2 separate regions of the Homo sapiens genome follow, and region 1 is linked to region 2. Evidence: read pairs that join two places in POLR2A ChIA-PET (ENCODE). Cell type or tissue: IMR-90. All regions are shown on one strand.

Region 1 (2,500 bases), 270 kb before region 2:
CTTCTTTCACAAAAAACAAATAACATAGGCATATTATTATTCTTGATTTACGGATGAAGAAAGTGAGGAAAGGAAATGTTAAATAACTTGTCTCAGGCCATCCAGCTAGAAAGTGGATAGCCAGGATATGAAACTAGACAATGAGCTCCAGATCTTATTTTGTAAAAATCTTAATGAATAATAGCACACATATACAGCAGTGTTCAAGTCAAAAATGTGCAGATTAATTACTTTTCATAAAGTAAACTTGCCCATACCATTTCCAGAATATTACCAGCATCCCAGAAGCCCTCATTAGGACCCTATTCAGTTACCGCTCACCCCATCCCAACTAAGGATAACCACTACGCTGATTGCTAACACCATAGGTTAGAAGAACTTATACTTTAACCACTATGTTGTAGATCCCTGAAGACAGTATTAGAAGATCACATTCTTATAATCAAGAGAAGAAACAAACATGTTTGGTGGTTTCAAATTAATCGGTAGTAAAAACAGGCAATCCGCAGACTAGAGAACTACTCATTGATTTGATACATATTCATTGAGCATCTACTATGTAACAAGCATTGTACTAAGCACTAGGTATTCAACATTGATTGAAACAGACAGAGCTCCTCCTCTATAAAGGTTTTAAGACTTGGTCCACTTTATCAACTAATAGGTGGCTTAGAGAGTAGAAGAAGACTACTCAGTGATCTTGGTGGTGGCTGACAGCCACAATAGTGGTGGTCAATAGCCTTAGTGATGGGGCCGACAATAGTGCTGGCACTCCAGAGAAGAGTTGCCCTGGCTCTGGTCTCTAGAATTTTAGCAGAATGTCCTTTGAGTCTCCTGGAATTTTGGAAAGGTGACAATTAGAGCTAATTGCATGACATTCCACTAAAAACTATTTTATAAACAATTTCTGAATACTCTCTTTATAAGCAATAACTTAGGAAAAGTCTACAAGCTTAATGTAACCAGAGAGATTACAACATGAGATGGGAGATGTGGGGATATTGCATGAATAGGAAAAAAATTTAAAAGACCACCAGGGAACTCCACCCCAGCTAATGAGGAATGATTACTCCCTGCTGACAAGCAACTGAGCCACTCTAACTAATATTTTCCAGAGTAATAAAGAGGCTGATGCAAGACAGTGAAGCATCCAGGGGCTATTTCCAAACAAATTCTGGGAGATACAAAAGCAAATAGACCAATGACAGTTAAAAAAAAAAAAAGGCTTCTATGGGCTACTGCAAATTGAGCTACTTGCATCACTGTGACCCAGTCGTGCCTTATGCCCAGGGATACTTTAGTAACTGCTCTCTTGTGGTTCAGGGAGAATGTAGATGGAAGGTGAGTTTTAAATGTACCGACGTCTTGCTTTTTCCAAAGTTGACTTGATCTCTCCCTTGAAATGCATATGCTAATATGACCCCTGGGAATTGTGCAAACCTACCAACACACCACAAGGTCAGCTGTTTAGACATTGTTGGGTTTCCGTAATGCTGAGAAAATAGCATGGGAGCCCTGCAGGAACCGTGCCATCACTGTGTTTCTCTTATCTGAGCTCGGTTCTCACACTAGCTGGAGCTCTTGCATCTACTGTACAATGAAAACATACTGTGGGAACAACTGAAATTTCATCTCAGGGGAGGAGAAGGGGTGCATTTTCTCCTATTACCCAACTCCATGCTATGCAACCAGTCTCACCCATCCTTGTGTCAAATCCGCATAGCTAATGGAGCATGAGAAGCCTTAAGTGCCTCAGTCTATTTATTGTAAACAGTGAAAGGGTGTAAGCAGCAAACAGGACTTCTAATCATGGAAAGCTGAGTGGAGCTGTGCAAAGGGCTTGCAGGGAAACCCAAGTCCAGAGAGCACAGCTAGTGTGTAATGAACTGCAAGGGTGGCCTCAGGTCTTTTCCTATAAATGAGCGACAGGCAGACTCCTAGGAGCTTTGCAGCACCAATGAGGAGCAGCGAGGCCTGAGCGGGGAATCTGCAAAGCTCAGGAAGTTCTGACTCTATGATGAAAAGACTGAGCAAGAGAAAAGCCCCATTTCCAAATGGAAAAGGTCTAGACATCTAAATCCTTTCCTCTCATTTTTTTTTCTCACCATGATTTCAGCTTGCATTCAGTGGGAGCTGGCAATCTTTCCACTCAGGTCTTGTTCCTTGACAAACACAGTGCAAAAACTGATGCTTAGGCTTTAAACTATGTGGAGCACGCCCAAGGCTACTTTGTAGAAAGCGAAGGTCTGTGCAATGACCTGCTCCCTGGAGCCCTTGTAATAGTTGTTGGGAAGGTCTCAGAGCCAGCAAAATGATCGTTTCTGACTCTGTGGCTGAGGGATGGTGCTGCAAATGTGTGTTCTCTTGGGTTTCACTTCCTCCTGCCAAGATCACTCTGCCCTGCACCCTCCTCTTTTCTTCAAGGGATTAGGGGCTAGACCATTCATTCACTCATTCACTCAGCAAATATTTATTATTTGCTATGTGTCAGGCACTGATT
Region 2 (2,500 bases):
TTTATTTTGTGTTCAGCAGGCACCTTCTTTGATAATTATAAGAGCTTAGTGACTGAGAGAATTCAGTAATCTTCCTGACCCCTATGCCTTCCCAACAAAGGAGATTATCTTTTAGTTTATAGAAAGGTCACTCAGGTAAAACTGAAATCTCCTTCAAGGCAAGATAAATATCTTTATCCTTAACTGTGTCTCTGACATGCCATTATTTTTTCTTCAGTAGTAGTTTGCTGGCCCATAAGTCTTTTATGTGAACTGCTTATGGTTGGAAACTTAAACACTGTCACTTTAGCTCAGCACTTGTTTATTGACATACTTTCCTATGTGTATGTACTGTGCTAGGAACTGAGTGAGCCCTAGGTAAATGCTGGAGCCAGGGGAGATAAAAAGAGAGTTTAATTCTTGTGTTCTCTAGCTAGTTATTGATTACTTGTAGCTAATTTCATAAGAAACTCTTGGAGGAAACTGAAGAGTAGTTGTAGGTTCTACCTGGATGTGACAGGATTCTATGTGTATGCCTGGATATGAGGACAGCTTGTTGAATACTGCCTGTTAATTTGCTTTTGGGTGGATCATGAGGTCAGGAGTTCGAGACCAGCCTGGCCAACATGGTAAAACCCCGTCTGTACTGTACAAAAAATTAGCTGGGCATGGTGGCAGGTGCCTGTAATCCCAGCTACTCGGGAAGCTGAGGCAGGATAATCACTTGAACCCGAGAGGCGGATGTTGCAGTGAGCTGAGATGATGCCACTGCACTCCAGCCTGGGCAACAGAGCAAGACTCCATCTCAAAACAAAGAAAGAAAAAAGATGAGAGAAATATTGTTGTGCTTTAAGAAAGCCTTTTAAATTAAAATGTGAGTTGACACCCCAGCCAGAATAAGGGTGATGGTGTCAGGCTCCTGAAAATGATTTTGTTGTGTATATTTTACTTATATACAGCTTTTAAGAGAATAACTTGTATAAAATAAGATACTTAATTTTAGATATTATTATAATAAGTCTTAACAAGTAATAAGATATAAAATTAAGTATCTTATTTTATACAAGTTAATTACTTATTAGTGGTAATTCCACCTGCAGGCTTGAAGTTTCATGGCCTCCAGTGTTTCTCTCCAATGGAACCTTTGCTCCGTTGAACCTTGGATGGCTTAGAATCTGGCACAGATGCTAAGGGTTGAGAAGTGAATGATAGTTCTGTTGGCAATCTTAATTCCTTGATGGGCAGGCCCAGGATCACATCCATACCTTAGAAAGGGTAGCAGGGAAATACTAGCTCAGCTTCCTCCCTGAAGAATGCCAGTATTTCCTGGAAAAGAGCTGAAGAGGATCCTATGGAGGAGCCTGAGACCACTGCAGGTTAGGAGACAGGAAGGCAGGGAAGAGGAGACAGGAAGGCAGGGAAGAGGAGACAAGGAGGCAGGGAAGAGTTGACAGGAAGGCAGGGAAGAGGAGACAGGAAGGCAGGGAAGAGGAGACAAGGAGGCAGGGAAGAGTTGACAGGAAGGCAGGGAAGAGGAGACAGGAAGGCAGGGAAGAGGAGACAGGAAGGTAGGAAGAGGACTTTTTCCAAGGAGCCAGTGGTCCGCAGTAGGGATGCTGCTGGTTGAGGGCTACAGAGGACGTGGGTTAATGGAGTGATGGGAGTGGGACGTACTTTACTGAGGGATGAAGGAGAGGTGCGGAATCTTAGGCTACTCTGGAGAAACCTGGAGAAGGAGGGAGATGGGAGAGAAATAGAAGCTAGAATGTTTGCAAAGATGAAGCATTTTGGGGTTTGGTGGTTTTTTGTTTTAAGATAAAAAGGGGGGGAATTTTACAAGCTGAAGAGATGGCACAGAGAGGAAAAAGTTTTATTTGTGGTTAAAGTAGTGAGCATGCTTTTCTGAAATGTCATTTCTCAAGGAGATGGCGGCTTGGAGGGGGTCAATTGATGGTTAATAGGAAGCCAGTCTAATGAAAAGCTAGCTATACCTTTGAAATAGGAAATTTGTAGTTAGAAATGTTTGTGTTCTCTTTGTTTAAATTGTAGCTTGTGGTATAACAAAACATTCACTCATCAAATTTTGTAAAGAATTGGCTGTATGCAGATACTAGGAAGATGGCAGTAATGAAACAGACACAAATCCCTGCTCTCAGAGAGATAATATTCTAACAAAAACGTGTTTGTAAGTGTGCGCAGAACCCATTTCATGATTTCTGCTTGGTTTGTGGACTCGACTGAGGTTGATGTGAGCAGTTCCTGTAAAGGACCATCCCTATCCCAGGTTGTTCAGAGAATTGTTTTCCGTCCAAGCCCTCTGAGTGGCTCTTGTGTTTGTCTACCCTCTTCCTAATTGTCGCTTTTAAATACCTCATAGAAATACTCTCTCTCCATATTTCAACTTGGTCAGCATGTGTACCTGACTACAGCCAGTCAAATTTTGGTGCTGGTGACATGGGTGTGGCAGTGCACGTGGGAAGGTAATTCAGGAATTACCTTTTTTTTGGTAATAATGTCAGAG

Evidence for each region. Peaks named below come from ENCODE experiments on the same cell type or tissue, not always from the same donor. Only the 100,000 strongest peaks of a DNase experiment are listed, where the experiment ranks them.
Region 1: POLR2A ChIA-PET joins it to region 2 with 6 read pairs; 3 of 35 experiments call an interaction of 5 or more read pairs at or near these places.

The regions. Positions count from the first base shown.
Region 1 is chr5:56,563,552-56,566,051 of GRCh38, forward strand. The region is part of intron 1 of C5orf67 (chromosome 5 putative open reading frame 67); the gene reads right to left. Among named protein-coding and RNA genes, the nearest start is that of C5orf67, 41 kb to the right of the region's middle. In IMR-90, no CTCF peak of the experiment used is centred here; a DNase peak (open chromatin) is centred at 1,370; H3K27ac peaks cover 952 bases.
Region 2 is chr5:56,833,923-56,836,422 of GRCh38, forward strand. All of the region lies in intron 1 of MAP3K1 (mitogen-activated protein kinase kinase kinase 1), which reads left to right. Among named protein-coding and RNA genes, the nearest start is that of MAP3K1, 20 kb to the left of the region's middle. In IMR-90, no CTCF peak of the experiment used is centred here; no DNase peak of the experiment used is centred here.